Linked DNA regions of Homo sapiens: region 2 is linked to region 1. A link is a contact called in ENCODE Hi-C or POLR2A ChIA-PET data. All regions are on one chromosome and are shown on one strand. Each heading gives the region's core, a stretch centred on a gene start or an enhancer-like site at or near the end of the contact. The rest is flanking DNA. Distances are from core to core; before and after follow the strand shown.

Evidence for each region. A loop is a pair of places that touch in the nucleus more often than their neighbours do. ChIA-PET counts read pairs that join two places held with the same protein, here RNA polymerase II (POLR2A). Pooled maps may share reads with other maps.
Region 2: a loop to region 1 is called in a pooled map, with 5 times the contacts of the local background. The contact joins the enhancer-like site here to the promoter of DNAAF8 in region 1. A Hi-C loop is called at or near these places in 2 of 168 maps with a recorded cell type or tissue (CD4-positive, alpha-beta memory T cell and naive thymus-derived CD4-positive, alpha-beta T cell) and 11 of 50 pooled maps. POLR2A ChIA-PET finds 5 or more read pairs at or near these places in 19 of 52 experiments (CD4-positive, alpha-beta T cell, CD4-positive, alpha-beta memory T cell, CD8-positive, alpha-beta T cell and 14 more).

Annotation. Positions count from the first base shown.
Region 1 is chr16:4,731,914-4,737,343 of GRCh38, reverse strand. It overlaps DNAAF8 (dynein axonemal assembly factor 8), which reads right to left and starts at 2,807. Exons shown (of 10, transcript NM_139170.3): 1 at 2,646-2,807; 2 at 701-880. The coding sequence starts at 829. ANKS3 (ankyrin repeat and sterile alpha motif domain containing 3) reads left to right here and starts at 3,073. Exons shown (of 18, transcript NM_133450.4): 1 at 3,073-3,406. RefSeq lists silencers at 2,948-3,177, 3,228-3,287.
Region 2 is chr16:4,674,615-4,680,044 of GRCh38, reverse strand. MGRN1 (mahogunin ring finger 1) reads right to left here. Exons shown (of 17, transcript NM_015246.4): 11 at 2,473-2,582; 12 at 1-13. Among named protein-coding and RNA genes, the nearest start is that of MIR6769A, 6.0 kb to the right of the region's middle. RefSeq lists an enhancer at 3,182-3,804. Within about 2 kb of position 2,529, at least 12 of the 41 ENCODE cell types and tissues checked have a DNase peak (open chromatin) inside an H3K27ac peak, as active enhancers do; they include CD4-positive, alpha-beta T cell and CD8-positive, alpha-beta T cell, where a contact is called at or near this core.

The DNA.
Region 1 (5,430 bases), core at 1,558-4,057:
CCCTGAGCACTGAGGCGTGGGGTCCCCTTAGGTTCTCCTTAGCCTCGTCATGCACTGGATGACGTCTGAGGTCCCTGAAGCTCTGTTGCTGGTGCCCAGGTAGGACCCAAACCCTGCCCGTTCCTTTTAAAACCCTCATACTGTCTCTTAACGCCCAGTGCCAACCTGTGCACTGAGCAGCCCCCGCCAGGAGCATCTTTAGCAGGGTCTTATGCCTGCACCTAGGGCTATTGGTCTGAGCGTCTTTGAGAGCCATTTCAGGGACCCCAAACCACAAATGCAGAATCCCTCGAAGGCTTATCACAATGCACTGGAATTGTGCATTCTCAGTGGGTGTTCTGGCCCTGTCCTGGCACGAGAGAGTGGAGAATAGCAGAATGGAAAGGACAGAGCTTCTGCATCAAATTGACCTGGGTTCCAAGTCAGCACCAAAAACTCCACTGAAAGGGTCTCCCAAGATGCTGAGCACCAATACCCATGCTCAGAGATGACAATCAAGGCAGAAGAAAGAGTAAAGAAGGAAATAGGCACCCAGAAAACACAACTTTGAGTCTGGCCATGCGATTTAAAGTAAAATGACAACAAACTGCACAGGTCAGCAGGAAAAGTCTTCAGAGAAGTGCTCCAAAGCTGTCCTGGCCAGCGTCATGCCTGCTCTGGTAGGAAGGACAAGGCATCCAGGGAGAGAGTTCTTGCTTACCAAAGGGGAGTCTGAGTCCAGAGACGGGAGCTGGTCTTTGACAGCCTTGAGGATGGCATCCCAGGGCCCCATCTGGGAGGCCCAGGGAGAGCCCAGCGAGGGTGCCATGCCTTTATCGTTGGATGCCATGAGGGCCCAGGCTTCCAGATGCCTTCTCAGTGCACCATAATCCGGGGAGCTCTGTGGGGTACACAGGGTGATGGAAGAGGGTCCGGGCCACTGAAGGTCAGGAGAGCAGGGGCTGCTCTACCAGCTGTAGGAGACCAAACAGGCTGGCAGGCCTCACCACCTGCCTCAGTTTCCTTCTAGTTATGCAAGCTCCTGTTAGTGCCAGGCACTGTGTGTGTACGTGTGTGTGTGTGTTCCCACTCATGCACACATGTGGAGCCTGCAGGTATATAATGTATATAGTGATATATACATAATAATATACAAATATATGTATTGATATAAATATACCTATGTAGATATATGTACATGTTATATAGAATGCCATATGTACGATATATAATGATATATAGGTATATTTTATATATACCCCATATAGCATAACTATTCTCTTCATTTCATAGGCTCAGGGTGTTTAGTAAATAGCAACAGTGGACTCTGAATCAGGGGGAATTTCAAGTCCTACTACCCTTTACTGCCCTTTACCAAGGAACAGAAGACACCTTGCTTTTTTGTTTTGGAGACAGGGTCTGGCTTTGTCGCCCAGGCTAGAGTGCAGTGGTACAATGATAGCTCACTGAAGCCTCGGCCTCCTGAGCTCAAGTGATCCTCCCACCTCAGCCTCCTGAATAACTGGGACTACAGGTGTGTACCACCACATCTGGCTAACATTTTTATTTTTTGTAGAGATGGAGTCTCCCTGTTGCCCAGGCTGGTCTCAAACTCCTGGCCTCAAGTGATCCTCTTGCCTCAGCCTCCCAAAGTGCTGGGATTACAGGCATGTGCCATCGCGCCTGGCTGACAGTTTGGAGTCACTAAGTGATTTTTTTTTTTTTTTGGAGTCACTACTCTGACCAGCCCCTGCATTTATATCTTAGAGTCTTAAAGGAGATGGTCCTGTTATTCAGGGGGCTGGGGAGCTTGAGCTTGAGAGCTGGGGGGTGAGGGTCCTCTAGAGCCAGTGTCAGGAGAACTCTGCAGCTCGAGAGGCCGCTGTGGCTTTGGCCCTGCAGTCAGTGCCCGTTCATCCCCAATCAGGGCAGCGGCAGGAGATGTGAATTGGGGGCTGCTTGCTTCCTCTGTACTTCTGGGAATAGGGCAGGTGCTTGGTGCACTCTGAACTGGGAGCAGCGGGTTGGGGACGCATCTGGTGCACACAGCCAGCGGGTGTTTTTTGTAACTAGAGCTCTGTTCCGCAATTCAGGGCACAGTATTTCTTAGGGCAACAGAATCGTCGGGATGAAGAGGGCCTCCAGAGACTCTGATAAACCCTTCAGGCGGACAAGACAATAGGGGAGGGAACGGCATTACCGGCAGAAGGAAGAGCATGTACAGTAGCTCAAAGGAATGAACCGCCCAACAGGTTTAAGGGAAGAAAGTGTCAGTTGCTGGACTCTCCGGTGAAAACGGACCAGACAATGCAGGGCCCTGAACGCCAAGTTGAGGAGCTCAGAGCATCCAGAAGGCGAAGGGGAGGCTCGGAGCCGCCTCTGAATAACGGCCTTCCGGCTCCGTCTCGGGGTGGGTTTCTCAGCTGCAGCCTGTTAGCCCCGCCACAGCCCCGCCCCGGTTCTCAGAGCCCCGCCCCCAGCCGGCCTGCCACGAGGCTGCCGGTTGTTATGGCAACCAGACGCCAACAGCCTCCCGGGTCGAGCTTTTAAATTTTAAAGCTGTGGAAGTGGAAAGCCCATCGCTCCTCCTCTCACCCACCCCCAGCCCGTATTTCCCCGCGTTTTGTTCAACTCCCTGCAGGCGCAGCAGGCCCGAGGCCCCTCACCTCAGGCCTCTGCCTCCACTCCCCGCGCTGTCCTGACAGCGCTATAAACAGCCTCCAGCGCGTCACTCCGCTCGCGTCCGCCCCTCGGGCCGCGCCGCAGGTACAGAGGCTGTCCCCTTCTTCAGCACTCTCCCTCTCAGCGGAGCTTTACATTACTAGACTGCCTCCGCCTTCCCCCCACCCCGCCCAGCTCCTCTTTCGGGCCTTTGCGCGTCCTGCCTCTCCTGCAATGGGATTGGTTCCCCTGGAGGGCGGGGACGGAGCAGGACAAACACCACTAGCTCATTGGCTACCGCGGGCATCAGACAGCGAGCCGGGAAGCTGACCGGAAGGTCCGGGTGCGGGACGTGTGCATTCCACGGCGCCCGGGAGCTGTCCCGGTGCCGACCCGCGAGCTTCCCGGCGTGCTCCGCGCCCTCCCGCAACTACTTCCGGGGCGGGTGCCGGGGGCGGTGCCCCGGCGAGGGAGCGTGGCGGCGAGCTGTTTGGGGGGGGTTGGCGACGGCAGCCCGAGGGCGGCGCAAGGCCTGAGGCCCAGCACAGGTGGGTTCCGCGGCGGCCCGGCCCCAGCACTTGCCGGCACCTGCAGCCCGCCTAGACCCGGCGCTCGGGCGTCCCGCGCTGCACTTGCTCGCCGCGTGACTGGAGGACCGAGCCCCCACATTTTCTTTATGTGGTTGTGGTGGGGGCACAGTAATGCCCTGTGCGCCGTAGCGTTCCTGTGGGGATGTGGCCGGGGGGCGTCGGGAAGCGTCACTGCTGTGAGTTACGGGTTTGTCGGCCAGGGACCCGCCCCGGGGCCAGTGAGCTACCTTTGCGATGCGGTTCCACGGGGCGAGAGGGGGTGCCTGGGTGCTTTCACAGACCTCCTCTGTGGGCGTGACAGTTACCACCAGCATCACATTTGTTAAGATTTTTAAAAATTTTTTAATTTTTGTGGGTACGTAGTAGGTGTATATATTTATGGCGTATATGAGAGATTTTGATACAGGCATGCAGTTCGTAATAATCACATGTAAAATGGGGGTCTCCATCCCTTCAAGCATTTATCCTTTGTGTTACAAACAATATGATTATACTCTTTGAATTATTTTTAAATGTGCAGCCGGGCGCGGTGGCTCACTCACGCCTGTAATCCTAGCACTTTGGGAGGCAAAGGCGGGCGGATCACCTGAAGTCAAGGATTTGAGACCAGCCTGGCCAACATGGGGACACTTCGTCTCTACTAAACATACGAAAACTAGGCTGGCATGGTGGCTCATACCTGTAATCTCAGCTACTCGGGAAGCTGAGGCAGGAGAATCGCTTGAACCCAGGAGGCGGAGGTTGCATTGAGCCGAGATCACGCCGCTGCACTCTAGCCTGGGTAACAGAGTGAGATTATGTCTCAAAAAAAATAATAATAAATAAATAAAATGTGCAATTAGATTATATTGACTATAGTCACCCTGTTGTGCGGTCAAATACTAGATCTTTTTTTTTTTTTTTTTTTTTTTGAGACGGAGTCTCGCTTTGTCGCCCAGGCTGGAGTGCAGTGGCTTGATCAAATACTAGATCTTATTCATTCTGTTTTTTTTGTATCCATTAAGCATCCCCACCCTCCACTACCCTTCCCAGCCTTGGTTACACTAGAAGTAACCATCCTTCTACTTTCTATGTCCATGAGTTCAGTTGTTTTGATTTTTAGATAACCACAAATAATTGAGAACATGCAATATTTATCTTTCTGTGCCTGGCTTATTTCACTAAACATAACGATCTCCGCTTCCATCCATGTTTTTGCAAATGATAGGATCTCATTCTTTTTTTATGGCTGAATAGTACTCCATTGTGTCTAAGTACCACATTTTCTTTAGGATTCACTGTAAAGGTAACAGATACTTAGCATTTTCAGAATGGACAGAACCAAAAAGTTGAATGAAAACTAAAACGTCTTATCTCTAATGCTACTTTACACCACACCACTCGGGATGGGACATTTTAGTTTTCACTTTAGTGTTTTTTTTTTGTTTTTTTTTTTGAGACAGAATTTCGCTCTGTTGCCCAGGCTGGAGTGCAGTGGCTTGAGCTCGGCTCACTGCAATCGCCTCCCAGGCTCAAGCGATTCTCTTGCCTCAGCCTCCTGAGTACTGAGACTACAGGCGCCCACCACCACACCCAGCTAATTTTTGTAATTTTAGTAAAGATGGGAGTTCACCATTTTGGCCAGGGTGGTCTCGAACTCCTGGCCTCAAGTGGTCCGTCACGCTTGGTCTGGTTCTCATTGTCCTTCAGACCTCTGGGGATGTCAGATATGCAAGTCTCCAGTAAATAGAGAACACGGCCTCACCCTGCAGGAGGCCTTTGGCGTGGAAGAGACATGCCCAGTGAAGGCTTGAGGGAGGTATGGAAGGGACTCTGAACTGACCCTCAGCTCGTTTGGTTTCTTATCCAGGCTTCGTTGGCCAGGGCTGTTAGGGTGGGATTCTCACCTGCAAAGTGAGGGAAGGGCACTGCACGATCTTGGGCTCTGCTAGCTGAAGAGGTGGTGGCTCCAGGAAGGAGGGCTTTGCTTGCCCCACCGCACCTACACACACTCTTCACCAAGGGTCTGTGAAGTGTTCGTCTCCCACATTGGTGGCTTGTTTCTTTAGCCATCTTGGCTGTCACCTGGGGCTTGGAAGCATTCTTTAATAGAAACTGAGGTCCTCATCGCATCTATTAACTACCATAGCACCTGTAGGTCATCACAACCTGACAAGGCCTTTGTTTTCGCCTTTGCTCCCTTTCCTACCCTTGTTTCCTG
Region 2 (5,430 bases), core at 1,280-3,779, 57 kb after region 1:
TTTTAAAGGGACACTGTCAAGATAAAAATCATATGTTTTACAACTACCACCCCCACGCGGCCCTGGAGTGGGCTGGACAGGTCTGACTGGCTGTCCTCTTGCCACACCGTGGCGCAGAACTTCACAAGCTTCCGGGGGACGTGAATCTCGGGACTGTCCTAAGTGAGGGTTGACTCGGGTCTGGGTGGGCCATGTGTGCGTCTCGGCAGCTCCCGGGAGCTGTGCTGCTGCAGTGGGGAGGCTGTGGAGCCCAATCTCATCCCCATTGCCTGTCCCCCCGCAGTCTGGGTCACCTGGGGCAACAGATTTGGCCAAGGTGGACGTGAGGGCAGCTGAACGCTGCCTAATGCAGGCTGGGTGCAGGGTGGAGATCCTGAAGCCACACTGGTCAAAGTCCCCCAGCCAGCCGGTGCCCAGGCACCGCCGCTCACTTATCACCAACCATGAACCCCTCAAGAGGGCTGGGGAGAAGAGTCAGCCCCAGACCCACCCACCCCACCATCATCTTTAGGCACTCGCTGGAGAGAACACCCACGGTGGCTCTTTCTGTCACTACGTGGAAGGGGCTCCAACAGGAACCTGGCAGGTGAGGAGGAGCGTTTGCTTTTGCTCCATGCAGAGAGGACGGCGGCTCCCTGGCTGGGTGCCAGCCCTTCTGGGGCATGTGGAGGTCAGAGCTGCCTGGTCACACCTCGGACCCCGGCCGCCCAGCTCACTCAGCATAAGAGGGACAAACATGGAGGGACCTACTGGATCCTCAGCCACCAGAACACAAACAGGGAGGGGCAAAAACAAGGGACAATAAACCTAGCCACGCCTGAGCATCGATCACTCCCTAGGTGAAACCCTCTCAGAGGCAAATCCCTCAGGGGCTGCTTCTCTCTCCACCAAAAACCTGAGCACACGCAGCGTTTCCGAATCAAAGCCAACATCAAAAGTGCTGGAGAGCGTGGTGCCAGGAGCCCCACGATGGTAGGGGCCTAGAGGGCCTGGGTTGACAGGGACCCCCAAGCCATGTTTCTCCTCTAGCATCAAGACCATGTCAGATTTTAAAAGACAAACCCAAAATCTGGGTTTTAAGGGAAATTCCAGACTTTTAAACATTGACCCCATTTCAGAAACATTGCACCTGCTGCCAGGGAGGCCCATAGGGCCCAGGTCAAGGCCCTGATCAAGGGGGCTTGGGAGGAGCCTTCTAGAGCAAAGGCGCTGTCTGTGAACGCCAGTCCTCAGGGCTCTGCTCCTCTTTTCTGTTTAGAGAGGCAGCAGAGCCTGGAAGAACCAACGGCTCATAACAGCCACAGCTAAGAGCCAAGAAAGGCACTCAATCTGACAATGCGCGTGGCCAGTGGGGAGCAGGGGGCCTAAGACCCGGGCCCAACCAGTCACTGTCCAACTCCCCCATTCTGCTCCCTGCCCACCACAGCCCCTGCCACCCATCCCCATCTCTGTCTCTCCCTGTGTCTCTCCACATCTCTCTCACCCTGTCTCTCCACATCTGTCTCTCCGTCTCTCCACATCTGTCTGTCTCTTCCTATCTCTCCATCAGTCTCTCCCTATGTCTCTCCACATCTTTCTCTGTCTCTCCCTTTGTCTCTCCACATCTCTCTCATCCTGTCTCTGTGTCTCTCCACATTTGTCTCTGCCTCTCCCTGTGTCTCTCCACCTCTCTCTCGCCCTGTCTCTGTGTTTCTCTGTGCATCTCTCTCCATGTCTCTGTCTGTCTTTGGGTCCTTGAAGCCAGGGTTCCACCTCCCTTGTGTTGCTGAAGCAGGGCCTGCCCTTAAGGTCCCCACTGAGGGCGCCTGGTGGGCCTGGAGCGTGGGAGGAGGGTCACCAGTGCCCCTTGCACAGCAGCGCATGGGGGAAACAGCATGGCTCATTCACTAAGAACCACGGGGTGGAGGCGGTGGCTCAGGCCTGTAATCCCAGCACTGTGGGAGGCTGAGGCAGGACTAGCACTTGAGCCCAAGAGTTCGAGACCAGCCTGGGCAACATGGGAAACCCCACCTTACTAAAAATACAAAACATTAGCTCGGCGTGGTGGTACACGCCCGTGGTCACAGCGTCTTGGGAGGCTGAAATGGGGGAATTGCTTGAGGCGGGAGGTCGAGGCTGCAGTGAGCTGACATTGCACCACTTTGGGTGCACACCAGCCTCGGTGACAGACCGAGACCCTGCCTCAAAAAGAAAAAAAAAAAAAAAAAAGCACCTGGCTCCACCGAGACCTCGACCGCGCTCAGCCTTGTCGCAGGCTCTGGTACTGATGGCAGCAGCGCTGTTCCCAGCAGCGGCACCCCAGGGCCCAGCCTGGCCACCCCCTTCATGCCTCACAGCCATCCATGGGGGCCATGCCTGCCCACTGGACAGAAGAGAACACGGGGCTGCTGGCTGGACCGTCTGGGCCTTGCGCCTGGCCCAGGCACTCATGCCCCTCTCCCGCCCATCCCGCAGGCAGGAGGCGGCACTTACAGAGTGCTCATCATGCTCCAGGCTCTGGGCCAGGACGGGGCTGAAGGACACGGGGGACAGGGCTCCTGGCTTCTTCCGCACCGCCCGGATCTGCAGGAGGGCCCGGAAAGCTGCGGCAGAAGGAGGGCTCAGATCAGGCCCAGGCGACACACCCAGCCCCGAGGGGACCCTCCCAGCCCCAGGGATCAACACCCCCCCCACACCATAGGGGTCCTGGGGTGACCCCGCTTCCAGATCACAACGGTCTTTTTTTTTTCTTTTAGTTTTAAGGAGCAGGAATTTAATAGGCAGGAAAGATGGGGGAAGAAAGAAAGAAGCAGCTCCCCTGTACAGAAATAGAGGGAGGGGGCGCTCCAAAGACGAGAGACAGAACTCCCGCAAACACAGTATTAATGAAATGGCCCCGGGCAGGAAACACAGCAAGGCCATGCAGTGCTGCCCAAGGCGGGGCTCCAGAGGGTGTTTCCAAGAGGCTGGTGGCCATGACCCCCAAAGCGTCACACCCCTGAAGCTCCAGGCTGCACCCGAGACAGGACGTGACTGCAAATCAGCAGTCCTGGCTGAGCCCAGAGGAGCTCTTGGCTGCAGGACAGGATGGCAGGCGGGGACATCACACTGGGGAAGCTGAGGTGGGGATGTCATGCTGTGGAAACTGAGACAAGGACATCATGCTGAGGAAGCTGAAGTGGGGAGTCACGCTGGGGAAACTGAGGCAAAAACATCACGCTGGGGAAGCTGAGGGGCACAGACAGCAGCCACTGGGAGCAGAGAAGATAAACCAGGACCTAGGATGCCCTGTCATCCCACAGTGCCAGTCCTGCTCACACAAGGGCCCCACAGGCTGCTGTAGAATGTTCCTGAGACACCTTTAGTGACGTGTGCAGGCCAGGAAACCGAACCACCAAACCACCAAACCAGCCACCTCCAACAAACCAATGCATCTGCCGTCAGCCCAGGGACAGGGCCTCAGGCCTCCTCTGTGTCAATTTCTACTGAGAACAGCAGTCTCTGCCCTCGGGCGCCTGTGAGGGGCCCCTCTACCGCCACGTCCTTGAGGCTCAAAGCCACACGGGAGCTCTGAACTCCAGTCTGATGGCCCCGACCCACTGACCCCACACACCTGAAGATTCCAGAATTGGACTCGGTTCAGGGCACCCTCCCTGGAAAGCAGCCCTGCTGTATCTCCAGCCACACAGCCACCCTGAGGCTCAGTCCTCAACACTGCCTGCCTCCTGGGCAGGCACAGAGAACCTTCCTAGACAGCCCACCCCTGCCCCCACTTCCTGGTCCCTGCCCCCGCAACTCTGTGGCTTTCAGACAGGAGAGGCCGACAGACAGCCTGGGCCGGCCCTCCCTGCTACAGGATCTGCCACAGGCTGGGCGGCCGGCCTCTCCCTCCAGGCCCCAGCAGCCTCTTCACTTACTCCTGGGATCTGGACACATCCAGTGACCCCATGGCCTGACTGCACAGACCAGCATCCTCGCACAGCCCCACGCCCGGCTTGGAGGTCTGCTGGCCTACTAAGCGCATGTGTCCTGCAGCTGCGCAGGCAAATCCCCAACTATGCTCCGGCCCCACCGCCAGGACCCAGGCCAGGGATCCCAGGATCCAGGGCAAGGGCCTACCAGTGGGATGTGCACTTTGACCTGGTCGTTTTTTCACCCTGAGAACATTCAGGTTGTTCCCTCTACTGGAAGACACTCAGAACGGGGCCCTACGAGCGGCTTTTCACTGAGGAAATGTCTGGAATGCTCTAGAAAACCCAATTTAATTCCTTGGTCAATTTTCTACCCAGCATACTTTGTTTTCACTTCGCTATAATTTTTTTTTTTTTTTTTGAAACAGGGTCTTCCCCTGTCTCTCAGGCGGGGGTGCAGTGGTGGCACAATCACAGCTCACTGCACCCTCAACCTCCCAGGCTCAGCCGATCCTCCCGCCTCAGCCTTCCAAGTCACTGGTACTATAGCCAACACATCTGGCTAACTTTTAACTTTTTGTACAGATGGGGTTTCGCCATGTTGCCCAGGCTAGTCTCGAACTCTTGGGCTCAAGCGATCCTCCTGCCTTGACCTCCCAAAGTGCTGGGATTATAGGTGTGATCTGCAACCAGCGTTATGCTAAAAATTTATTGAAATATTTTCTATTTTACCTTTAAAATAAAGATCTGAGCTGGCCATGGTGGCTCATGCCCATAATCCCAACACTTTAGGAGGCACGAGGACCACTTAACCCCAAGAGTTCGAGACCAGGCTGGGCAACATAGCAAGACCCTGTCTCTACAAAAAAAATTTTAAAAACAAGGCAGGGCCCTGTGGCTCTGCCTGTAATCCCAGCACTTTGGGAGGCCAAGGCAGGCAGATCACTTGAGGTCAGGAGCTTCAGACCAGACTGGGCAACAATGTAAAACCCCATCTCTACTAAAAATACACAAAATAGCCGGGCATGGTGGCACATGCCTGTAATCCCAGCAACTCAGGAGGCTGAGTCACAAGAATCATTTGAACCTGGGAGGCAGAGGTTACAGTGAGCCAAGATCCTGCCACTGTACTCCAGCCTAGGCAACAGAGTTAAGACTCTGTCTCAAAATAAATAAATAAATAAAAGTAAGTAATTAATTAAAAAGCGGTGGCTCGGCCAGGCGCGGTGGCTCACGCCTGTAATCCCAGCACTTTGGGAGGCCGAGGCGGGTGGATCATGAGGTCAGGAGATCGAGACCATCCTGGCTAACAAGGTGAAACCCCGTCTCTACTAAAAATACAAAAAATTAGCCGGGCGCGGTGGCGGGCGCCTGTAATCCCAGCTACTCGGGAGGCTGAGGCAGGAGAATGGCGTGAACCCGGGAAGCGGAGCTTGCAGTGAGCCGAGATTGCGCCACTGCAGTCCGCAGTCCAGCCTGGGCGACAGAGCGAGACTCCGTCTCAAAAAAAAAAAAAAAAAAAAAAAAAGAAAAGAAAAGA